2 separate regions of the Homo sapiens genome follow, and region 2 is linked to region 1. A link is a loop called in an ENCODE intact Hi-C map of the cell type or tissue named here. Cell type or tissue: endothelial cell of umbilical vein. All regions are shown on one strand. Each heading gives the region's core, and the rest is flanking DNA. Links, peaks and the distances in the headings are about the cores only.

Region 1 (13,205 bases), core at 2,212-10,211:
CTTCAATAGAGGAGGTGGTAATCACACAGTAATAACCTTAAATTACATGTGTGACAGCAATCCTACCCATGTGTGAAACAGCCTTAGGATTAGGGTAGAGAAGATTCTTACTGGAATCTGGATCTTGAAACTTTCCCACTTTTTTCCCCCCTGCTGGATGTAGCCAAGGTAGTTTCAAAAATTCACCTCTGGTTATGGGATACATCAGCTCCTGGGTTGTATTCACAATAAGCTCTATGAGTATAGTTTGACTCCTGCTTTTTAGCTTGGGAATTTCAGAAAATCTAAATAAAGAGCTCTGAGAAAAAATTATATGGAAAAAACAATTATATAGGAGATGAGAAACAGTGTAGCATGGTGGGTGGAATATCAGATGTCAAGAAACCTGAGTTGTAGCTCTGATTCACTTCTGACCAATCTGGTTCCTTCCTAAACCTCTCTGAGGGAGAATTGTCCATTGTAAAACACGATGGTCATTGATGCGCCTCTGGTGGCACCCTGAGGCTCCAGGAAACAATTTTAAAATGAGTGGGTCGGGCTGGTGCGGTGGCTCTTGCCTGTAATCCCAACACTTTGGGAGGCCGAGGCAGGCTGATCACCTGAGCTCAGGAGTTCGAGACCAACCTGACCAACATATAGTGAAACCCTGTCTCTACTAAAAATGCAAAAATTAGCTGGGCATAGTGTTGCATGCCTGTAGTCCCAGCTACTTGGGAAGCTGAGGCAGGAGAATTGCTTGAATCTAGGAGACAGAGGTTGCAGTGAGCCGAGATTGTGCCACTGCACTTCAGCCTGGGTGACAGCGAGATTCCATCTCTCAAAAAAAAAAAAAAAAAAAAAATGGGTTAGGTGACTTCTTATGGTTTTTTTTCTAGCTTCTCCAAGCCTGTTAGGTTTGAGTACACCTTCCTATTAGAATTTAAAACTGAGATTCATCAGGGCAACTCTTTCATCAATGAGAGATACTTCTGGATCATATTAACCCTTGTTTCTTGACGTATCTCTTACAAGGAATCTTATGACTTGAACTCCTGCCAGAAATTCTGAAATTTAAATTTCTCCAAGTTATTTAATGAGTGGTTAGTATTTTATCTTTCTGAAGAGCAAACTCCTTTTCCTCCTGGATGTACATAAAGAGGGGAGGTTGACATTCCTGTTTGCCTGAGGAATGACTGTTTTGTGGAAAGTAGGATGGGGATTTCAGGAGTTCAGGACCTTCTTGGCTGAACGCCTTGTCTCATGCCTCTCCAAGACAGTCCTGAGTAGGCTAAGTAGGCATTTCCTTGGGGTTTCCCTTTATCTGGTGGCAGCTTCTGATATCTTGGGTCTGTCATCTTCTCAAACTGTCTTACTTTTTTACTTCTTCTATTTCCTGTCCAGTGTCAGCAACTCTCACCTCTTTATTTTTTATTTTATTTTTTGAGATGGAGTTTCACTCTTGTTGCCCAGGGCTGGAGTGCAAGGGCATGATTTCGGCTCACTGCAACCTCCACATCCCGGATTCAAGCGATTCTCCTGCCTCAGCCTCCCGAGTAGCTGGGATTACAGGCATGCACCACCATGCCTGGCTAATTTTGTATTTTTAGTAGAGACGGGGTTTCGCCATGTTGACCAGGCTGGTTTTGAACCCTCTGACCTCAGGCGATCCACCCACCTCCGCCCGCCAAAGTGCTGGGATTACAGGCATGAGCCTCTACACCCAGCCAGCATCTCTCAGCTCTTAAAGTCCCCTCATTCCTCATGACTTACCCAGAGGACAATCTGTGGCAGAGCCCTAGCTACTTCCTCTAAGACAAACTGCTTTTCCCCACCCCCATAGCTCTTTCAGTCAATGGTTCTTCCAAATAGCAGCTCTTTTAAGGACACTGCTGTGAGTCTTCTAGATTAGCTTTAGGGAAGCAAATCTGCATAAATACTCACTATCATCATTGTAACTGCCCCCTCAGCAACTTTCTACTTTTCTCCAAGGTAGAGAAATGGTCTGTTGATTTTTGCTTTAGCTCAGGGTTTATTCTCAGGCACACAGAGGATTCCAGGACGCTACGATTCTCATTTTGTTGGGGATAATTCAAGAATCCGGGGAGCCTGGCAAAACCCTCCTGTTTATATTTACTTCCTTGGGTACAGCAGCACATAACGAATCAAGACTCAGAAACAGCTCTGGGCTTCTCATAGTTCCCTGAGTTAATTATGCAAAGTAAACTCTAATAAAGATCGTGGGTTATACACATAAAAGAGGCTTAAATCCATGCTTCATTTAAGCTCATTGTGATGAGCAGATATTTGGTAGCTTGCTGCCTTTTCTCTGTGGGCTAACAGATTAGAGTTTACTTTAGGGTAGCATAATTTCTTCTTCAAGGGAAGCCAGTTAAATGCTAAAAAAAATCACTTTCTGAGGGGTTACTAGTGAGTTGGACTTTGGACCTTTGTGTGTGTGTGTGTGTGTCTGTAGTTTTCGTTGTCTAATCCTTCAAAGCTGAGAATTGGGAGGGCTTCTTATTAGGGATACATCTGTAGCAGGGGACGATACGGCCTACAGATAAATGTCTCCTCTATCTGTGGTGCATGGGTAAGCCTTTTCTGAAGCCATTAGACTATGACCCAATTTTTTCTGAAAAGGAGTCTAATTCAAAATCATAGCGCTGATGGAAAGATTAGGAAATATAATTTGACATAATTTTGCTGGCTTGGTGGGCAGATTAACTACATTGTTAAAGAACTTAATTCTTGTTCTTGAAGGACCCTTGATGTCAGGCACTGTCTTCCCTATTTCTGCTCATTTTTAGACCTTAATGTCTTCAAGGTACAGGCTCTGCGTTAATCCTGAGGAATGTGGGAACTGAGTTTCAGGAGCCTTATCTGCACCAGCAGGTGGAGTCTGGGATCCTGCCACAAATAAGTGGGGGCGAGGGAAGAACTCAACTTCTGACATGCTACAAAGCATTTCTGAGCTGTGATATCTGATTGGCACCCTACCTCCTAATCTCTCCCAGGTGTCAGGCAGTGTCAGGATCTGGGTTACTTTATTCTAATATTTCAGAGGCATACTATGATTCAGAACTCATTATCATTTCTAAAAGCCAGACTTATGGTTTAAAAAAATAGTAATATTGATAACGGCTCAGTTTGATTTAGCACACACACTTAGCACCATGTAGAGTGTACTTTTCAAACATTTTATGTGGATTTATCTCATTTTATTCTCACAACAATTCTAATAAAGTATTTTTATCATCTGCATTTTGCAGTTCAGAAAATAGAAGCTTTGAAATGTTAAGTAACTTGCCTGAGTTTACACAGCCTGTAAGTTGCAGAACCAGAATTTGAAGCCATACTCTCTGACTCTAAAACATGCATTTTAACCACACCTCTAGTTGTGTGTTACATTATAGTTTTCCTGTGTAAAGACCCAGGTGAGAACCTCTTAAAACCAGATAAATCTTGTTCTGACATCTGGTTTGTTTACATCTGAGGGAAACACTACAAACTTTAGGCATATTTTTTTATGTGTATGTGTGCATGCGCCAATATTAAAAGTTGGCTTTATGTATCTTCCCTTTGGACTGATTTTCCCATTTGCTAATTTTAATTGTGTGGTATGTATCTCAGGGTCTTGATTAGAGCAATACTTGCTGCTGCTACCCCTCTCACTGGCTTTACACGGGAGAAGTTTATGTTTCACTCACATAATCATTCAGTGCTAGTGTTCCCGGCTGGTGGGCTGTCTTCCTCAGGATGATTCAGGGATTTAGACTTCCTTCATTGCATGGCTTTGCCTTCCCTCTGCATAGTCCTCGCATTCAGCTGCGAGAGAGGATAGAGTAGGCACACTTGCTTCTTAAGCAACTTGGCTCAAAGTGGCATGCGTTACTCTGTTTGGCAAAAACCATTCACATGACATCACTTAAGGGAGGACGACTAAGGAATGTGATCCTTGGCTTGCCATCTGCTTCTTGGCAACAGCTACATACTATGAATGGGGGAACCAGAATCTTTGATGGACAACCTGCTATCTCTGCTATGTTTGATGACATATAGATGTCCTTTTGTAAAAAGCTTGGATATAAGTAAATAGTAAAGAAAAGGGCCTGGAAATAGCTTAGCAGCTGCAAACCTGAAACTAGTATGCCTGTATGAAATCCTAGAAAGCTTTGTGTCTCTTGGGCCAAAGTCTTTGGATGCATTTGTACAGTTTATGAGACTGGGCTTCTATCTTGATATGTGATTAAGTTTAACCTTCCAGTCTGGGTCCTGCCAGACAATCTGCTTGTCACTAGATGCCCCATACCTAGGGTGCCAGACTATAGTCCCTGCCCTTACATCTGCTGGCTAGGATCCTCCTCCCAAGCTGGTGGAGTACGCAGAACCATGAAGCTGACACAGCACCTGACTTTGAGCATGGCCAGTGCTTGGAGACTTGATGTCAGAAATCTCTATTGATTTCTGGGACCAAGTTTCCACTGGTAGCCCCTAATTTACAGTGAGTTTTTATTTGTGGGTATACCAACTGGATTTATTAGCTGGTGGCTTTGACCCAGAACAGTGAGAATAATCTGCTTCGTATGTTCAGCTAACTAGCAGGTTTCTGCCTGCATCTGGTTTGGCAGATGGTCACCAGTGAGGTACAGCTTCATTTTCTATATTCCTATATTCCCCTTCCTCTTTCCTGGCTATTCTGAATTTAGCCTCAGCCCCATCGAGTGCTCAGTCCCAAATAGAGAATTTATGTAAGCCCGACTGTCATTTCACACTTCATGTACTCCTTTCCTTCATTATTAATACTTTGTCATATTCTTGATAACCGCAGCTGATTATAACCCTGCAACCTTACTAACTCTAGAGCTGGTCATGCCTTGTGAATGTCCATATTCACCAGTCTTTGCTTCCCATATTCCACAAACCCAGACAGATACTCATAGATCAGAGGAGGAACACACATCGTAAGTCACATCACTCAGCACAGGAAAGTGGCCCAGGCCCGTCTGAGAAATGTGTCTTAAGTTTCGCCTTCTGGTAGCAACTCAGTATTCTCGGCATGACAATCTCGGACAGTAGATAAATCAAGTTCACTTAACCTTTTCGCATACTTAAGATCCCCAGTGACATGGCATTAACAATCATGTATGCCTGGACACATGATTTATATTTCCCCCACCTTGCAAAAAAGAAGGCAAAAACGAATAAGAGAACCTAAACTGTGTTATACATTTTTTTTAAGGCAGAATGTTTGAGCCAGCAAACAAAAATTCTTGCTTTAGTTAAAGAGCATAAAGGAAATGTTCACTGAAGAGAGCTTTTCTTTTCAATTGCTATCCTGCAGTACAGGGCACTACTTGGGTGGTATTTATGCCTCTGGGTAGGGGACAAGTACACAGAGGCTCCTCCTTTGTTCTGCTTGTACCTCTTTTTTTTTCTGCTTTGTCCTTTTCTCACACAGGGCAGTATCACAAAAGCAAATGTTTATTGCTCAGAAAGGCAGGACTTTGTTCTAGGGTTCAATGCACTATATGCTTGTGTGGACACCAAACAAATTTCTTCAGTATCTAGACTTGGGTTGATTCAATAATTAAAAATGATAACAATGACAACACCAATAGATTAGTATTGGGTCACATGGCTTCTTTCGGATCTTGTAGGAGACTTCCATAGGAAAAAAAGAACCCTGCATGGCTGAGAAATTTATTTTCCCTGAGTTCCACTTATCAATTGTAGCTGCTTTGCCAAGCATACTGAATGATGCCTTTTGGTGCCTTATGTAGCACATAGAGTGTTATTTAATGTTTAGAATTTGCATGATTTTAGTAGGAATTATGATTTCCATTTCATCACAGAGTTCACCATTCCACTGAGCTGGTTCACATTTATCCAGGGTCTAGGAGTATTTTGTTTTGTGATCTTTCATTTAAGGGGTTTGACTAAAGTGGGTGTTTCATTGAACCCTATGCTGTATAAGGTCTTGAGATGTTAAAGGTGGTAGAAATAGTGAAATTAATACTTATTGGACAGCTACTTTCTGCCAGGCACTTTACTTGTGTCTTAGTTCAATTAATATTCATGGCCACCTTTTGAGTAAGGCAGTAGCTTCCACTATACAAATGAATGGACTAATATTGTGTAAAAAGCCCCTGTATACTTAACAGTATGTAGAACACAGTCTCTGAATCCCATTTCTGGAATTTTCGTCCCTTCAGCCTCCTAGCTCTCAAGGTTTATAGGAACTGCAAGCAGTGGCATGCCAATGCTTGTTGAATGAAACCCAGCAATAGGTACCAGTAATGAAACAAAAATTTCATTTTCAAACTAGGGAACATGACTATGTTCTTTTTCTTCTTTCCTTGAACAAAACACCCACTGATTTCAAGGGCACTTTTGTACCCATAAAAATTCTTGAGGTAATCTATTAGTACTTGATTACTAGTTTTATATATATATGAAATCATGTTTTTCTATTTTAATGTGCCCATGGTATAATAGGGATAGGTGGTAATTTTGCTATTTAATATAGTCATGTTTATGCAGTACATTGGAATGCATGCTGAGTTTTGCAGTTGAAAACAACTAAGGCTGACATAAATACTAGGAACGTGGAGATTTACCTGTTAGTATACTACCAATACTGCTATTTCTATCTTTCACAAAAAGGTGTGTGTGTTTAGAATCATACAAATTCTAAATATTAAAAACTACAATTTATATATACTACATACATACTCAGATACTTATAAATACCTGACATATATTCTATTCACTTATACTTTCTGAGAAGCTATGAAGCTATGAAGGTAATAGTTCGACACAGTGGAACTACTGTCATCGTAAGATATGAAAAGCAGCAGGAGATAAGTGGTCTTGTTATTGACTGAAGTAAAGTAGAATGACCCTGTGATTCGGATCTGATTGACTTAACTACTTCATTACATATCGACAGTGTCAGAAGGCCATCATAAAACAATCATTTGCCTTAAAAATGTCGTTACTTTATAAAGGCACGACTCCAGTCTTATCAGAATGTCACAGCAGAAGCCTTGGCAACAGTATTTGTTGACTGGCAGGAAGCCCATCTGTAAGCCAGTGATATGGGGATCTGGCATCTGTGGAATGTGATTTTATTTCACCGAGAATAAAGAAGCTGTAGCCTTGGAAATGATGAACACCGAATTTGTCTGCTGGGGGGATTGTGACTGTTGTGCCTTTCTTTTCTCTTAATCGGCTTCCACCGGAACCAAGAAAGGATCTGTTTCCTATAACTCGGGTGAAGAGAATTGGGGGTGGGGCTGACAAAAGCATTCAAAACAGGGATTCTTAACCTTTTTGATACTTTAACCCCTTTGCAGGCAGTTGAAGTTTGTGAATGCCTTCTCAGTATGTTTTAAATGCATAAAATAAAAAATGTACGTTTTTAAGGGAAACCAATTAAATTGAAATGCAAATATAAAAGTATGTAAAAAATAAATTTGTACTGAAGAAATATAAGTGCTCCTTGATTAATGAAACATTGATAAGTGTAAAACACCATTTAAGATTGGCAAGAGCAGTAAGTAATATGGAAATATAAGTAATTTCTATTAGTGACAAACTCACAGGTAATGCTGACACTACTGTGGTTTGTTACCTAAGTTCATAATTGAGGAAAAGTGCACGTTACACTTAAAGGTTAGGGAAAATGGAATTTTTTCCATCTACATGTACAAACCCTTGATTTCTATTCACAGATTCTTTGGGGGTGTCTACGGACATGAGGTTAAGGAAATCTGCTTCAGAATGGGCAAGGAGGGATTTGGCTGAAACAGCCAAATATTTCAAGATAAAATTTTTCAATATAAAAGTGAAATGATCCAATACTGCTGTGATACAGCAATATTCATAAAATAAGAATAAATGTGTCACTATTCTTCATGATTTTTAGATATCTCTTTTAGGATCTGATATTGAATTTGTAAAGAAATATTTAACTACAGTTGAGCAATTCTGATTGTTTTAGTTTCTTTATAAGGTTGGATTCAAGAAAAATTAGTTTGGTGGTTTTTATTAAACTCCATATCTGACACAATTCTAATTAAAAATGTTCTTGCTATTATTTATGTATTCATTTATCTACATACACACATAGAAAAGTATCTAGAATGATGTTCACCAATAGCTAGGGATGATTAATATTGAGTAAAGATTTGGGAGTTTATTTTTCTTTTTTCTTTTTGCATTTAAAAAATTTTATTTTTTTTAACTTTTATTTTAGGTTTAGGGGTGCATGTGAAGGTTTGTTACATAAGTAAACTTGTAATTTCATCAACCAGGCATTAAGCTCAGTACCCAATAGTTATCTTTTCTTCTCTCTTCCCTCTTCCCAATCTCCCCACTCAATTATACCACAGTATCTGTTATTTCCTTCATTGTGCTCATAAGTTCTTATTATTTAGCTCCCACTTATAAGTGAGAACATGTGGTACTTGGTTTTCTGTTCCTGTATTAGTTTGCTCAGGATAATAGTCTCCTGCTCCATCCATGTTCTGGCAAAAAACATGCTCTTGTTTCTTTTTCATGGCTGCATAGTATCCATGGTGTATATGTACCACATTTTCTTTATCCAAGCTGTTGTTGATGGGCATTTAGGTTGATTCCATGTCTTTGCTATGATGAATAGTGCTGCAATGAACATTCACGTGCATGTGGCTTTAGGTAGAATGATTTATATTTCTCTGAGTATATGCACATTCCTTTTTTTCCCACAATCTCACCAGCATCTGTTATTTTTTGGCTTTTTAGTAATAAGCATTCTCACTGGTGTGAGAAGGTATCTTATCGTGGTTTTCATGATGTTGAGCTTTGTTTCATATGCTTGTTGGCTGCATGTATGACTTCTGTTGAGAAGTCTCTATTCATGTCCTTTGCCCACTTCTTAATGGTGTTGTTCGTTTTTCTCTTGGAAATCTGATATCGATTTTTCCTAGGCATGAACATGGGATGTTTCTTCATTGTGTGTCTTCTCTTTTTTCTTTGAGTGCTATTGTATAATTCTTATTGTACAGATCTTTCACCTCACTGTTAGTTGCATTCTGAGGTATTTTACTCTTTCATGGCAGTTGTGAATGGGATTGACTTCCTGATTTGGCTCTGGGTTTGGCTGTTGTTGGTGTATAGAATGCTAGTGTTTTTTGTACATTGATTTTGTATCCTGCAACATGCCTGAAGTAGTTTATCAGCTGGAGGAGCTTTTGCATTGAGTCTATGGGATTTTCTAGATATATTAACGGAGATAGTTTGACTTCCTCTTTTCCTATTTGGATGCCATTTATTTCTTTCTGTTGCCTGATTGCTCTGGCTAGGACTTCCAATACTATGTTGAATAGGAGTGGTGAGAGAGGCCATCCTTGTCTTGTGCTGGTTTTCAAAGGAAATGCTTCCAGTTTTTGCCCATTCAGTATGATACTGGCTGTGGGCTTGTCATAAATAGCTCCCATTATTTTGAGATACCTTCCATCAATATCTAGTTTATTGAGAGTTTTTAGCATGAAGGAGTGTTGAATTTTATTGAAACCTTTTCTGTGTCTGTTGAGATAATCACGTGGTTTTGGTCTTCAGTTCTCTTTATATGATGAATCTCCTTTATTGATTTGTGTATGTTGAACCAACCTTGCATCCCGGGGATGAGGCCTACTTGATCATTGTGGATTAGCTTTTTGATGTGCTGCTGGGATTCAGTTTGTGAGTATTTTGTTGAGGATTTTTACATGAATGTTCAGCAAGGATATTGGCCTGAAGTTTTCTTTTTTTGTTGTATCTCTGCCAAGTTTTGGTATCAGGATGATGCTGGCCTCACACAATGAGTTGGTGAGGAGTCCTTCCTCCTCAGTTTTTTGGAGTGGTCTCTGTAGGAATGCTACCAGTACTTCTTTGAACATCTGGTAGAATTCGACTGAACCCATCAGGTCCCAAGACTTTTCTTGGTTGTTGGGCTATTTATTACTGATTCAAATTCAGAGCTCGTTATTGGTCTGTTCATGAAATCAGTTTCTTTCTGGTTCAGTCTTGGAAGGGTGTATGTGTCCAGGAATTTATTCATCTCTTCTAGATTTTCTAGTTTGTGTGCATAGAGGTGTTCATAGTAGTTTTTGATGGTTGTTTTTATTTCTGTGGGGTCAGTAGTAACATTCTCTTGTCATTTCTAATTGTGTTTATTTGGATAGTCTCTTTTCCTCCTTTATTACTCTAGTTAGTGGCCTATTTTATTAGTTTTTTCAAAAAACCAACTTTTGGATTTATTGATTTTCTGAACTTTTTTTGGTGTCTCAATTTCCTTCAGTTCAATTCTGATTTTTGATTATTTCTCATCTTCCGCTAGCTTTTGGGTTGATTTATTCTTGCTTCTCTAATTCTTTCAGTTGTGATGTTAAGTTGTTAATCTGAGATCTTTCTAACTTTGTGATGTGAGCATTTAGTGCTAAGAATTTTACTAACATTGCCTTAGCCGTGTCCCAGAGATTCTGATATGTTTTATCTTTGTTCTCATTAGTTTAAAAAAACTTTTGATTTCTGCCTTAATTTCATTATTTACCCAAAAGTCATTCAAGAGCACGTTGTTTAATTTCTATGTGTTTGCATGGTTTTGAGCAATTTTCTTAGTCTTGACTTCTATTTTTATTATGGTGTGGTCTTAAGTGTGTGTGTGTTATAATTTTTTTTAACATTTGTTGAGGATAGTTTTATGTCCAATTATGTGGTCGATTTTAGAATATGTGCCATATGGCAATGAGAAGAATGTATATTCTGTTGTTGTGGGGTGGAGTGTTCTGTAAAGGCCTACCATATCTATTTGGTTCAATGTTGAGTTTAGGTCCTGAATGTCTTTGTTAGTTTTCTTCCTTGACGATGTGTCTAATACTGTCAGTGGAGTGCTGAAGTTTCCCATTATTATTGTGTGGGAGTCTATGTCTCTTTGTAGTTCTCTAATAACTTACTTTATGAATCTGGGTGTTCCTCTGTTGGGTGCATCTATATTTAGGATAGTTAGGTCTTCTCGTTGAATTGAATCCTTTACTATTATGTAATGCCCTTCTTTGTCTTTTTTATTTTTGATTTTTGTTGGCTTGAAATCTGTTTTGTCTGAAATTAGTATTGCAACCCCTGGTGTTTTCTGTTTTCCATTTACTTGATAGATTTTCCTCCATCCCTTTATTTTGAGCCTATGAGTGTCACTACATGTGAGATGGGTCTCTTGAAGATGGCATAGCATTGTCCAGCTTTCCATTTTTATCCAGCTTTCCACTCTGTACCATTTAAGTGGGGCATTTAGCCCATTTACATTCAAGGTTAGTATCAATATGTGTGGATTTGATCCTGTCATTGTGTTGTCAGCTGGTTATTATGTTGGCTTATTTATGTGGTTGCTTTACAGTGACACTGATCTGTATGTTTAAGTATTTTCTTGTATTAGCTGGTAGCAGTCTTTTTTTTCTACATTTAGTGCTCTTTTCAAGATCCCTTTTAAGGCAGGTCTGATGGTAATAAATTTGCTCAACATTTGCTTATCTGAAAAAGAACTTATTTTTCCTTCACTTAGGAAGCTGAGTTTTGCTCGACATGAAATTCTTAGTTGAAGACTTTTTTCCTTAAGAATGTTGAACATAGGACCCTGGTGTCTTCTGGCTTGTAGGGTTTCAGCTGAGAGGTTTGCTATTAGCCTGATGGGGTTCCCTTTGCTGATGACCTGCCCTTTCTCTGTCTGCCTTTAACATTCTTTTATTTTGATCTTGGAAAAGCTGATGATTATGTGCTTGGGGATGATCTTCTTTTGTAGAATCTTGCAGGAGTTCTCTGTATATCTTGAATTTGACTGTTGGCTTCTCTAGCAAGGTTGGGGATGTTTTCATGGACAATATGTATTTCATGGACAATGTGTTTTCATGGAAATATGTATTCCAAGTTGTTTGCTTTCTCCCCCTCCCTTTCAGGGATGACAGTGATTTGTAGATTTGATCTCTTTACATAATCGCCTACTTTTCAGAAGTTTTGTTCATTGCTTGAAATTCTTTTTTCTTTATTTTTGTCTATCTTATTTCAGAAAACCATTCTTCAGATTCTGAGATTCTTTCCTTAGCTTAGTTTATTTGGCTGTTAATACTTGTGATTGCATTGTGAAATTCTTGTATTGTGTTGTTTAGTTCTTTCTTGGTTCTTTCTTTTTTTCTTTTTTGAGACGGAATTTCACTCTTGTCACCCAGGCTGGAGTGCAATGGCATAATCTTGGCTCACTGTAACCTCCGCCTCCCGGGTTCAAGCAATTCTCCTGTCTCAATCTCCCGAGTAGCTGGGATTATAGGCGCCCACCACCATGCCCTGCTAATTTTTGTATTTTTAGTTACAGACGGGCTTTCACTATGTTGGTCAGGCTGGTCTTGAACTTCTGATCTCAGATGATCCACCCACCTTGGCCTCCCAAAGTGCTGGGATTCCAGGTGTAAGCCGTTGCACCTGGCCTGTGTTATTTAGTTCTGTCAGAACTGTTAGGTTCTTTTATATTCTGGCTCTTTAATCCTTCAGTTCCTGTTTCACCTTATTATGATTCTTAATTTCCTTGCATTGGGTTTTGCTGTCCTCCTGAATCTCATTATCTTTGTTCCTATTCATATTCTGTATTTTATGTCTGTCATTCCAGCCAGTTCAGCCTTATTAAGTCTTGTTGGAGAATGGGTGTGGTTGTTTGGAGGACATACAGCACTCTGGCCATTTGAGTTACTGGAGTTCTTGCATTGATTCTTTCTCATCTCTGGGTGTGGGTATTCCTTTAACTGCCATGTAGATTGAGTACAGTCAATAGGCTTCTTTTCTGGATGTTTTCACCAGGCTGAGACTTTGTGCAGGGTCTTTATTTGAAGCTGACATTTTTTCTCTGGTTTTAGAGGGGGGTATGTTACAAGTAAAGATTTTGGAGTTACAAGTAAAGAAAGAACAGAGAGCAGAGTAAGTGCTAATAGGGGGTAGGGCATTCTTTTCAAGAAGTGGGTGCTAAAGGATAGAGAACAATTATTTCTTGAGATGAGATCTAAGGCAGCATTGCCCTTAGACTTCGAAAACAGAAACCTCTGCCCTGGGCCCCTCAACTGTTCTGAGTACAAGGATACAGTGGTAAACACAGTTGATAAAGCCTTGGTATCCTGAAACCAGTCTGCCTTTTTCAGAATTGGTAGCAACAGCACAGCTTCTCTCAA
Region 2 (13,205 bases), core at 2,161-10,160, 52 kb after region 1:
GGTTTGAATTTCCTCCTGTAGCTCGGAGTAGTTTGATCGTCTGAAGCCTTCTTCTCTCAACTCGTCAAAGTCATTCTCCGTCCAGCTTTGTTCCGTTGCTGGTGAGGAACTGCGATCCTTTGGAGGAGGAGAGGTGCTCTGCTTTTTAGAGTTTCCAGTTTTTCTGCTCTGTTTTTTCCCCATCTTTGTGGTTTTATGTACTTTTGGTCTTTGATGATGGTGATGTACAGATGGGTTTTTGGTGTGGATGTCCTTTCTGTTTGTTAATTTGCCTTCTAACAGACAGGACCCTCAGCTGCAGGTCTGTTGGAGTTTGCTAGAGGTCCACTCCAGACCCTGTTTGCCTGGGTATCAGCCGCGGTGTCTGCAGAACAGCGGATTTTTGTGAACAGCGAATGCTGCTGTCTGATCGTTCCTCTGAAAGTTTTGTCTCAGAGGAGTACCTGGCTGTGTGAGGTGTCAGTCTGCCCCTACTTGGGGGTGCCTCCCAGTTAGGCTGCTTGGGGGTCAGGGGTCAGGGACCCACTTGAGGAGGCAGTCTGCCCATTCACAGATCTCCAGCTGCGCACTGGGAGAACCACTGCTCTCTTCAAAGCTGTCAGACAGGGACATTTAAGACTGCAGAGGTTACTGCTGTCTTTTTGTTTGTCTGTGCCCTGCCCCCAGAGGTGCAGCCTACAGAGGCAGGCAGGCCTCCTTGAGCTGTGGTGGGCTCCACCCAGTTGGAGCTTCCTGGCTGCTTTGTTTACCTAAGCAAGCATGGGCAATGGCGGGCACCCCTCCCCCAGCCTCGCTGCTGCCTTGCAGTTTGATCTCAGACTGCTGTGCTAGCAATCAGCGAGACTCTGTGGGCATAGGACCCTCTGAGCCAGGTGCGGGGTATAATCTCCTGGTGCGCCATTTCCTAAGCCCATCGGAGAAGCACAGTATTTGGGTGGGAGTGACCCGATTTTCTAGGTGCCGTCAGTCACCCCTTTCCTTGACCAGGAAAGGGAACTCCCGAGTGAGGCAATGCCTCGCCCTGCTTGAGCTCACGCATGGTGCAGCTGCACCCACTGTCCTGCGCCCACTGTCTGGCACTCCCTAGTGAGATGAACCCAGTACCTGAGATGGAAATGCAGAAATCACCCATCTTCTGCGTCGCTCACGCTGGGAGCTGTAGACTGGAGCTGTTCCTATTCCCAATATCTGTATTTTAATGTTTAATCATGAATTTTATATTATCTTTGTCAATAGCAGTATGTCATGTCAGATCAGCCATAAATTTAAATCCTTTTCCAATGTATTTATATGAGGCACTCTTTTTCATTAACTTGTTTATTAAAGGCTATTTATTACTTCTATTTGTACTTTATCTTTTCCTCTTACTAAATTTATGCTTTAGGAATGATCTGTTTTCTGTTAGAATTTTTTTTTCATTTTTAACATCAGAATAATATATATTTGTTTATTTCATTGATAAACTTTACCAGTTTTATTTCATATTCCATTATTTTTAATCACAATTTAAAAGAATTAAAGAGCAGGTACAGTTTATATAAATGCTAATCAGGAATCTGTTAATCTTCACTTATGGAAATGTTCCCAAATTTTTTCCAAGCTGAAAATACGAGCATCTCCTCAAACTAGCTTCCTTTCACCAGTGTCCCACAGATGCTCACATCAATACAATCTGACACAAGGAAAAAAGTCACATAGGAAAAGTTATAGGGGAAAGAACCTGGAAAGTATTCTTACCAAATACACTTAAAATAGCTTATTTTTGCAGAGATTTAAAAAAGTAATATTTTGCTTGGTGCTTACTTGAGCCTTGGAAGAGAATGAAGAAGTGAAGGGCCCAGAAGCTGAAATTCTGATGGCATTACAGTTGATTTGCCTTTGCAGCATTCCTTCACTGATTCCCCATCTTAAAAGACAGCATTATCCCAAGACAGATAGAGCCACCTTAGTGATTACTTTTTCTGTCTCTGACCAGCTATCAGGTCATGTTAATATATTAGTTATCTGGATTGCTGGATTACCTCCTTACTTGTATCGTTACTATTAAAAAAAATTGCATCAGACAAGTTAAACAGTCAAGGAAGATTTTATTCAAGACTATTGCCATAGAGGAGATAGATTGAACTCAGCTAAAACAAAAGGCAGGAAATTTACTAGCACTTATAAGAGTTTATATGTAAGAGTGCCAGTCAAAAAGCACTAGAGTATATTAGGAGGAGGTTAGTCAATGTGGTTAGGTCATCTGTGTTTGCTAATAAGTACTTATTGAAGTTAAGATTTTACCCTCCCACAGAGACTGGCAGAGAGAGGGGTAATGATCTCTGAATAATTATATTTCAAAGGGATGGCTCTCAGGTTCTTGAGAAAGACATTCCTGGCTGTATAAGATTTGTATCTCAAGGATCAGAGAAAGAATTTATAACTGCAAGATTTCCAAAGTAAATGCCCTAAAAATAGAGAGGTCACTGGCCTAAAGTCAAGAATAAACTTGTCGAAAGTTAGTCAAGCTGAGAGGAGAGTTAAGGCTCTCTGGTCATTATATCCCTGACCCTACCTGTAAGATAAAGTCTGTTTTCCTTGGCACCCCATATGGCTATTTTATGATGGAATTCTGCCTACCTCTTTAACACATTGCTTCTCATCATCTTATCAGTTGTGTTGGTTCAGACACTTTCACTTCCATTTCTTTCTTACTATTCCTCTGCTTACAGTCATCAGTGCTCCTTCTTACAACCTAAGCCAACCCTTTAATGGCTCTTAAAGTCTTCTACCATTTTCACATCACTTCTGCTTATGTTTCCCTGGCCAAAGCAAATCACAGAATTCTGTTTTGCCTCAAAAGAACAGAATGTGCAATTCTATCATGTACTTGCAAGAAGGTAAAATCAGGATATTAGATGAGCAGCATTAAGGACAGTCACAGAAAATCCTCAGTGGTCACCCCTGAACTATGCTAGTGCTGACTTAAGAATGGTTATTTTAAGAATGATTTTTTTTATGTGAAGCTAGTATTCAGTTCTTGTGCATCAGAATGACCAAACTAGTTGCAAAATATTGAAATTTAAAAATATCAATTGCAAAATTGTCAGTGCCTTGACCTACAGAGCTACATCCTCTGTTTGCAGGTCATCATTGCTGTCACCCACACTCCTTACATTTTCCTATGATGCTTAATTGCAGCATTTACAGAGTGTCCTTCAGAACCTTCTCCTGGTCCTACCATAGGTCTCCATTTTGATAGGTTGGTGCCCATATTGTAATGTTTAAATATTTTGAATATTACCCAGCCTCTGTTGTAACAAATGTTATTATAATGTCTACATGTCTATTTTTCTCACTAGATTTCGAATTTCTTGAGGGCTTGGATTATATCTTTCATTTCATTATTTCTGGTGCTTAGTAGAGTGCTTACACATAGGAGTTGCTTAATAAATGATTACTGCATTGAAATAAAAATGAATATCCACCCGATACATCTCTTCATTGAGGAACAAACAGAACAGGTTTAATAAGAACATGAGACTCTACGGATCAGAACACATTTGCCAACATTGAGGGATGTTAACATTTGAAGTAACTGAAGGATATCTTGGAATCTCCACTTTTGTGAGTCTCTATAAGAAGGTGAAACAGTTATTTCTCTGGGATGGTTATACTGTGGTTTCACTTTATGTCCAGGAAATTGCCTATTATGGATCCTGGAGATTTCTTCCAGGCCTATAGAGAAATATAAAAACAATTTTGTAGCATTAGGATAATTCTGATTTGTTTTAAATGCATATTGTGATGCAATTGGGAGCCTAGAAATAAAAATAGATTCTTTATAATCCATCCTGAATTGCTATAGTGGTGAAGAACAAAACCAGAAAATGGTATTAAATCATGTTGGGATTACTTACAAGGATTGAAGAGCTCTAAAGCCCTTATGGGTTTATTGATGAAAGACAGTATGCTTTCTCACACAAAAGTGAAAACTTTAGAGAAACCAGAGGATTTGAGGCTTTACCTGAAGTAGTCATGGACATAAATGTTCTTTTTCTTTCAGTCCATTTGAACTAAGTGAGAAAGAAAGAAATACATGTTAATGCTTTTCACATCCTCTCAGAGTTTCAGCGGCTCTAACTTCTTCAGGGAGCTCCAGGAAACAAGGAAACTCCCTATCCTATCATTGCTACTTTGGCAGCAGTTGAGGGAGAACAATTTATCTTAAATATAGTCTAGTGGCGGTGGGGGGAGGAACCTCGTACTGGTATGAGTACAGCAATTCCGTCAGGAATTGGGGCTATTATTTGAGAAATACCACAAGGAAGAGAAACATATAACAGTATTCATTATTCAGAATCTGAGGGCCTTTCAGGTTTATTATGAGACCATCCTGAGCAGAGGCTGTGCTGTGGACCTACACATCTGCTGATGGATGATCATACAAGCAGATCCTGCAGACCACCCCAAGATGAGCAGATATTAAGTTCAAGGACTAAAGCTTGTTTGGGAAATTTTCAGGGTGGAGCTTGGATTTGGGGGTTGGAAAGACAAGTGTCAGTGTTGAGAGAGAGGAAAAGAAGATTAAGCTCAAGGAATTTCTGGTGAGTTCTACCTAAATATTTACTTCCAGGTTTACCTTGTACTGTTCATCCTCCTTATAGTACCCTTGCTTTAGGCTCCCCAAAATAATCCTATGTGGCATCAGTTACAAGAATTCCTCTGGAATTTGATTTCCTTTTGACGCTTTCTCACTATTATTGCCTGTCCACATCTGTACTCTTGGGTGAGAAAATGCATTGGTAATTTCTGTCTCCCTTTCCTTAAAATATAAGTATTTAAATAAAAACCAAAAAAATGGACATCTATTGAATAACAAATGTAAAAGGCCATTTTTACTTAGTATCTCAACCACCTCTAAAGAATGAATTTAATATTTAATCTTTGTCTTCTTTCTCTCCCTCTGACTTCTGCTTGTCTCAGGCTGTTCAGAATGGGGCCTGGTTTGGGCTGGGTTCTGAGGCTAAGGCAGTTGTTAGACTGGGCTGAGCATGATATCAGGTTATGGGGTGGATATGATACAAGTGGGAGTTGAAGCAGAGATGAAAGATCAACAGAAACCAAACCGAACAGACCTCAGCCATCAAGCTGCCTGAATGTACAGTTTTAAGGTAAGTACTATTGATAGTTCTGAAAGAAGCTAAATGTTCCTACACTGATTTGAACTAAGTGAGTCTGCTTTTTTTGTTCTGCCTGCCAGGCTTGGAATATGTGGCTCAAGTGATTTATAAAATAGAACTAACTTGGTTTAAAAATGCTGTGCTTGTTACATGTAGTTTGATTTTCTGATATCAGGGTGTCCAGGGTCAAGGCAGACAGCTGTGCAGGATGCTCACCGCCCACTCCAAGGGTTGCTGTTTGCAGTGACTGCAATGGGAACAGTATCCCTTGGGGTTACACACTTCAGATGCCCAGGTTATTACTTCCCTATGTAGGGTCCCTTGCTAGTCATGTCTATGAACTATAGGTATGGCAGATTGTAACTAGGCCTACCTAAACAATGGCTTACTCTGAATATTTACCAAAATTTGCATTTTTTGTATAGAACACCACCTTAAAATGTCTATGTTAATTTTACTGACATCCCTGCCACTTTGGATTTCTTTGAGGAGGGGCTGGGGTAAGGCTGAATTAAATACTACCCCACAGTGCACTGTAGCATGTCTTTTTGCTTATCTTTTTCCAATTCCTTTTCCCAAGAGTAAGACGAAAATCCTTCTTTAAGTGTAATCTTTTTGAAAAGAGAAGTACCTTGTCAGGAATTGATAGTAATCTTTCAGTAAGTTTAGGCAAAATACACAGAACCCCATCTAGCTTTTAATTTAAAAGTATATTTGGTTTTTGGAAATGCAAAGATTGGTCATGTTATGATAATGACATTTACTAAGCTCTTATGATTCACTACTAAAACAAAGAATTATGAGTGGTTAACCTCTTAGTAGGATTATTGTATAAATAAAACTTTCAAACTGAAACAATACAAAGTTTGTGTTCTTGTCTTTTCATTGTGGGATATCTAAGCCTTTTATATTAACAATTAACAATATCATATCAACATTATGATTAATCTAAATTCCGATGTGAGCTAATGTCCTTCCCTACAAACCAGAGTGCTTTGGGACCAACTGTTATTGTTATCTTGCTATTTCTGACAAATACTTTTGAATAATTCCCTGTGGCACCATGGAAATATGCAACTCTGATCGCTTTATTCAGGATTATTCACACTTCTGTGATGCATTTCCTTTATGTTACAGATAGAAGAGCAAAAAACAAATATCTTTGGGGACTAAGATGAGTTATTGACCTCATTTGGTCAGCCTCAGGGGATCTCATTTGGTTTCCAATGTGCTATACCATTATGTCCAGATATATGAGGTATACAAAGAGTAAAAAACATGCTTTAACTGTCTCATAATCTCACTTTCTAGTACTGTATTCTTCTTGCTAGGCTTGGCACAGTAGCAGGTGCTGCAGCCAACACAGTCAGGTCTCTATACTCAGAGGCCTTTGACGGGCTGGGGAATGTTCTCTCTGGTTGATGTTACACAGATCATTTTAGGTCTCCTCTGATTGGGGTGGGGTAAGAATGAGCACTAGTACTTTCTACTTATTTCTACCTATGTTCTGCATGTGTTTCCCTATGGGTTAGGTAACTGGATTGTCCCCCAACTTTAAGAACACACATGGCCTGTGAATTATTGAAATTCAGACAAGCTTTTGTTCTTTCCAGTTTGGGAACTTGTCCTATGTGTATACTATTTAAGAACAGGGAAAAACATTTTTAGAAGGCAAACATGAATTTTTATATATCAGCCCTGACTCTTTCTTTCTCTGCAACTTCTGTTGATGCTTATCCTCTCTTGACTCTATCAGTAGGTATGTATGGGGCAGTGATTAAGGCTGTGGAGTTTTGCATTCAAGTAGACATGAGTTCCAACACGTCCCTCCACTTAGCAACTTCATGACCTTGGATAATGTACTTAACTGAGGAAGTCTAAGTTTTCTAATGTGTACAACTGAGAGTTATGAGTGCATATTTAATAAAGTAAACTTGACAATTATGATATAAATATAATGATTAACCTAAGCCCCCATATTATATAAGCACTCATTAAATGGTAATTCTTACTGTTGTCTTCCAAAGCCTGAGCAAAGGGAAATGTGAGTCAAACTTTGCCTTTGAGGGTAGAAATTCCATACCTAGTCGATATATTCCCATTATCTTTCCTTCTCAAGGATTAAGGTCAACTTCGTTGGCTTTCTTCCATTTCCTTTTCTCATTTTCTTTATTTTGATGATTCCCATTGGCTTTGCCCTGTGACCTGACCCATTGTATCAACTGGGTCCTTTTGCAGCAAACAACAGGATCTGGGCTAGTGGATAGGATGAGGCAAGGCAGGCACTTACTTAGGCACAGGAGTCCCCCAAAACGCAGCAATCAAGAGAAACAAGTTTTTAATGTCTTGTGCTAATAAGTTAAAAACTAAGGCAAAAAAGATAGGTGATGAACAAAATTATCAAATTTTATTTTAAATAAAGAGACCATCTGACTTTACATTTGTATGATTTAGCATCAATTAACCTCGTCCTAATCCTAGCACTAGCAGACAATTCTTTCCTCTATTTTAAAAATAAGTCAAACTGTGTAAAAATGATTTTTTAAATTTTTTTTATTATACTAAGTTTTAGGGTACATGTGCACAACATGCAGGTTTGTTACATATGTATACATGTGTCATGTTGGTGTGCTGCACCCATTAACTCTTCATTTAACATTAGGTATATCTCCTAATGCTATCCCTCCTCCCTGCCCCCACCCCACAACAGGCCCCAGTGTGTGATGTTCCCCTTCCTGTGTCCATGTGTTCTCATTGTTCAATTCCTACCTATGAGTGAGAACATGCAGTGTTTGGTTTCTTGTCCTTGCAATAGTTTGCTGAGAATGATGATTTCCAGCTTCATCCATGTCCCTACAAAGGACATGAACTCATCATTTTTTATGGCTGTATAGTATTCCACGGTGTATATGTGCCACATTTTCTTAATCCAGTCTCTCATTGTTGGACATCTGGGTTGGTTCCAAGTCTTCGCTATTGTGAATAGTGCCGCAATAAACATACGTGTGCATGTGTCTTTATAGCAGCATGAAAAACAATTGTTTAAGGCCATGTCAGCTATACTCACACTCCAAATGCAAATTATAAGCACTACTATTATTTTTCTCATCAGCCCTCCAACGGCTGGAACTGTGGCCCTTCCAGTTTCTTCCTCCTGATAAGAAGGCTTACTCTTCCTGAGATATATGGCTACTAGCTCTCAGGTTACTGTGCTGCTTATCCTTGGTACTTCCTTAACATACCATAACCTCCCCCAGACCATTCCATTGTCTCCTAAGAACCATGTTTTTTCATTACTGCTCCTGTATTCTACCAGAGGCAGAGGACAATAGGGGAGATATGAGCGGTGGACAGAAACTACAGAAAGCTGGCACAAGTTTGGGAAACACATCTACACTGGGAGGTATAAACACATCCTCTTTACACTTGGTTTCTTTATTCTCACACACTTCCAAATAGCATGCTTTTGCCATACTGCTGGAGGAGTAGCTTGCCCATCCCTTTCCCTGGCTTGAGTTTCTCCTGCCCTCTTTCTTTCTTTGGTGGAGCTCTGGATTCTGGGTACACAGTGTAATCATCACAATTGCTGTTTCTTGCCAGCTGTCCCTTGTTTGGTGCATGCCAGGTCTGAGAATCGAACTCCTTCCAAGGACAGTAAGGTAACAGCTTTTTGTTGTTGCTGCCATCTCTCACCCTTTTCTTCTCCTGTAGAACAGCACATACTTCTCCATCTCCAACCAAATGTTTCCCACAGTCAAGCACTAGTTTTGGTACACAATGTAATCAGTAGATGCTCTTTTGGAGGGATTTCTCTATGTAACAGTGCTTTGTGCAGGGTTTTCTTATTTTCATGTTTAGGATTGTTTATTTATTTGCTCCCAGAAGAGCCATTACTAGTCAAGACCATGTGAACATTATATAATTCTTGATATTTATTTATGTTGTCTTTCAGATTAAAAAATGATTTTGTCCAAGTTATTAATCAGATGTTACAAAACCATTTATTGAATGATCTTGGACTTTCCCAATTATTTCTTTAAGAGAGATAATTCCAGATTCACATACAGTTGTAAAAAATATGTAAAAAAAATATGCAGAGAGATCCAGTGCACCCTTTATTCACTTTCCTCCAGTGGTCTTTTCCTCTTGCAGAACTGTAGTAGAATATCTCAACCAGGATATTTTCACTGATACAGCAGAGATACAGAACATTTTGGTCACCACAAGGATACTTTCTATTGTATTTTTATAGCTCCTCTCTCTTCCCTCCTATGTCTACTCTCTCCTTTGTTGGCAACCACTCATCAGTTTTCCATTTCTATAATTTGGTCATCTTCAGAATGTTAAATAAATAGAATTATATAGTTTGTAACCTTTTGAAGCTGACATTTTTTTCACTCAGCCTATGCCCTTGAGATCCATCTAGGTTGTTGTGTTTATCAGTAGTTCATTCTTTTGTATTGCCGAATAGTATTCCATGGTGTGTAAGTACCACTTTGCTTAACTGTTCACCCTGAAGAAGATCTGGGTTGTTTTCTTTTTGGCTATCATGAGTAAAGCTGTAAATATTCATGTACAGGTTTTTGTGTAAACAGAATTTTTCATTTATCTGGGATAAATGCCTAAGCGTGTATTTGCTGGATTGTATGGTATTTGCATGTTAATTCAAATAAACTACCAAACTGTATTGCAGAGGGGCTGTACCATTTTCCATTTTCACAAACAATTTATAAATGAGCTGGTTTCTCTTTAATGTCATCAGCATTTGGTGTTGGCACTACTTTAAATTTTTGTTTTGCTAGATATCTGGTGATATCTAATTGTGGTTTTAATTTGTATTTCCTCAATGGCTAATGATGTTAAACATTTTTCTTATGTGATTCTTTGCCTTCTATATACCCTCTTAGTGAAATGTCTCTTCATATAGTTTATCCATTTCAAATTGGATTGTTTACTATTTGAATGTTGAGTTTTGAGAGTTCTTTATATATTCTAGATGCTAGTGCTTTGTGAGATACATGGTTTTCACATATTTTCTCAGTCTATAATTTGTCTTTCCATCCTTTTAACAAGATCTTTCACAGAGCAAATTTTTTTATTGTGAAATTAATTTAGCAATCTTTTCTTAAATAGACTGGGTTTTTAGTGTCAAATCTAAGAATTTTTTCCATAGTTCTAGATCCAAAGAGTTTTTTCTTATGTTATTTCCTAAAACATTTTTACTTTTGTACATTTAAGCCTGTGATCCATTTTAATTTTTCAAATCAAATGTGACTTAGGCCAAAGTTCTTTTCCCCACTTATAGATGTCCAATTGCTTCAGTACTACTTTTTAAAAAAGCTATATTTCCTCGATTGTATTGCTTTTGTACCTTTGTAAAAAATCAGTTGGAAATATGTAATATGTGTGGGTTTATTTCTGGATTCTCTATCCTATTCCATTGATCCATGTGTCTCTTCCTCTGCCAGTACCACTCAGTATTGATTACTGTAGCTATCTAACTCTTGAAATTGGGTAGACAGATCCCTCTCACTTTATTCTTCTTTTTCAGAATAGTTTTTAGCTGTCCTAGTTCCTTTACCTTTCCATGTAAATATTGAAATAATCTGTCTGTATCTATAAGAAATCTTGCTGGGGTTTTGACAGGAGTTACATTAAGCTGATAAATCAATTTAGGGAAAACATGGGATATCTCTCCTATTTAAGTCTTTAATTTCTTTAATCAGTATTTCATAGTTTTCAGCATGCAAATCCTGTACATGTTTTGTCATATTTACACTTTGTATTACATTTTTAGCAGCTGTAAATAGTAATGTATTTTCAGTGTGGGTGTCCACATATTAATTGTGAGTATATACAAATACAATTGATTTTGTGTGCTTATCTTTTATCCTGAGATCTTGTTCATTCACTTTTTACTTCTGGGAGGTTTCTGTAGATATCTTGGGGTATTTTACACAGCCAGTAATATCATCTGCAAATAGGGCAGTTTTTTTTCTTACTTTTCAATCTGTATGCCTATTATCTCCTTTATTTGCCTTATAGTACTAGCTAGAACCTCCAGCACTATACTGAATAAGAACAGTGAGGACAGACATACTTCCTTGCCTTGTTCTTGATCTTAAGTGGAAAGCATTCAGTCTTTTACCATTAAGTATAATGTTAGCTGAAGACTTTCTGTAGATGCTTATTACCAAATTTAAGAAATTCTCTTCTATTAGCATTTTTCTAAGAGTTTTTATGACGAAAAAATTTGTCAAATGCATTTTAGGCAACAATATAATCATGTGACGTTTCTTCTTTAGCCTGTTGATGTGAAGGATTGTATAAACTGATTTTCAAATCTTAAACTGGCCTGCATACCTGGCATAAACCCTGCTTTGTCATGGTGTCTGATTCGTTTCACACATTGCTGGACTCTATTTGTTAGTATTTTGTTAAGGATATTTCTGTTTATATTCATGAGGAATAAGAGTCTGTAGTTTTCTTTGTACTGTCTTTTTTCTGGTTTTCATATCAGGGCAATACTACACTAGTTTCATAAAATGAATTGGAAAGTCTTCCATCTTCAATTTTCTGGAAGAGATTGTATGAATTGCTCCCCTCCTCCTCCCTCCCTTCCTCCCTTCCTTCTTCCCTTCCTTCCTCCCTTCCTTCCTCCCTCCCTTCCGTCCTTCTTTCTTTCCTTCCCTTCTTCCTCTTCCTTCTTTTTTTTCTTCTTTCTTTCAGTCAAATTTAGCAGTGGGGGGTTGTATACCAACTTTAATGCCATCAATGTTAATAAATTCTGATAACTCATTACCATACGACCAGCTTAATTCTTCTTTAAATGTTTGAATTTTCTAGTGAAATCATTTGAGCCAACAGATTTCTTTTTTGGAAACTTTAAAATTATGAATTCAATTTTCTTAATAGTTATAGGGCTATTCAAATTATGTGTTTATGTTTGTGCGTACGTAGTAGCTTGTGTTTTTTGTGGAACTGGTCCATGTCTTTTGAGATATCGTATTGATGTGTGAAGAATTATTCATAATATTTCCTTGATATCCTTTTTTAAATTTATTTTTAATGGGCAAACAATAGTTGTATATATTTCTGGGGTACAATGTAATGTTTTGATATATGGAGCTTGATATATTTATCCTTCTATCATTACATAATGTCCCTCTCTGTCACTTATAATTTTCTTTATTTCAAAAGTCTACTTTTCTGATATTAATATAGCCCATCTTGCTTTATTTTAAGCTTTGCATGATATATGTTTTTAATACTTTTACTTTTAACCTACCTATATATATATTTTCAAAGTGAGTTTCTTAAAGACAATATATAGTTTTTATATTTTATTCCATGCTGACAGTTTTTAATTGATGTATTTAGACCATTTATTTTTGATGTACTCATTGATATGTCAGAGCTAAATCTGCCATTTTATTTTTTGCTTTTCTATTTTTTTCTACCTCCCTGTGGCTTAAATTTTTTTTTTATTTTTTTTATTTTTATTTTTTATTTTTGAGACAGCATCTCACTCTGTCACTCAGGCTGGAGTGCAGTGGCCTGATCACGGTTCACTGCAGGCTCGAACTCCTGGGCTCAAGCAATCTTTGTATTTCAGCCTCCAGAGTAGCTGGAACTACAGGCACATGCTACCACACCAGCTAATTTTTCTATTTTTTGTAGAGATGGAATTTCACCACGTTGCCCAGGCTGGTCTCAAACTCCTGGGCTCAAGTGATCCTCCCACCTTGGCCTCCCAAAGCAATGGGATTACAGGCGTGAGCCAGCACACCCAGCCTAGAATTTTGTTTTGATTTATCTAGAGTATTTTTGGGTGTGTCTCTTGGTAAAATTTTTTAGTGGTTGCTCTAAATATTTACATATACATAAAGTTTTCACAGTCTACTGGTGTTGGCATTTTACTAGGTAAAATGTTTTTTATTTTTATTTTTACTTTTAGAAGCAGGGTCTCACTCTGTAGCCCAGGATGGAATGCTATGGTGCAATTTCGGCTCACTGCAGCCGGGAACTCTGGGCTCAGGTGAG

What was found. Peaks named below come from ENCODE experiments on the same cell type or tissue, not always from the same donor. Only the 100,000 strongest peaks of a DNase experiment are listed, where the experiment ranks them.
Region 2: it touches region 1 in a loop (3-fold over the local background); 2 of 110 quality-filtered maps call a loop at or near these places.

The regions. Positions count from the first base shown.
Region 1 is chr13:60,752,640-60,765,844 of GRCh38, forward strand. No RefSeq gene overlaps it. Among named protein-coding and RNA genes, the nearest start is that of LINC00378, 86 kb to the left of the region's middle. In endothelial cell of umbilical vein, for the core only: no CTCF peak of the experiment used is centred there; DNase peaks (open chromatin) are centred at 2,882 and 7,042; H3K27ac peaks cover 1,546 bases.
Region 2 is chr13:60,804,813-60,818,017 of GRCh38, forward strand. It overlaps the pseudogene RNY4P31. Among named protein-coding and RNA genes, the nearest start is that of LINC01442, 110 kb to the right of the region's middle. In endothelial cell of umbilical vein, for the core only: no CTCF peak of the experiment used is centred there; no DNase peak of the experiment used is centred there; H3K27ac peaks cover 465 bases.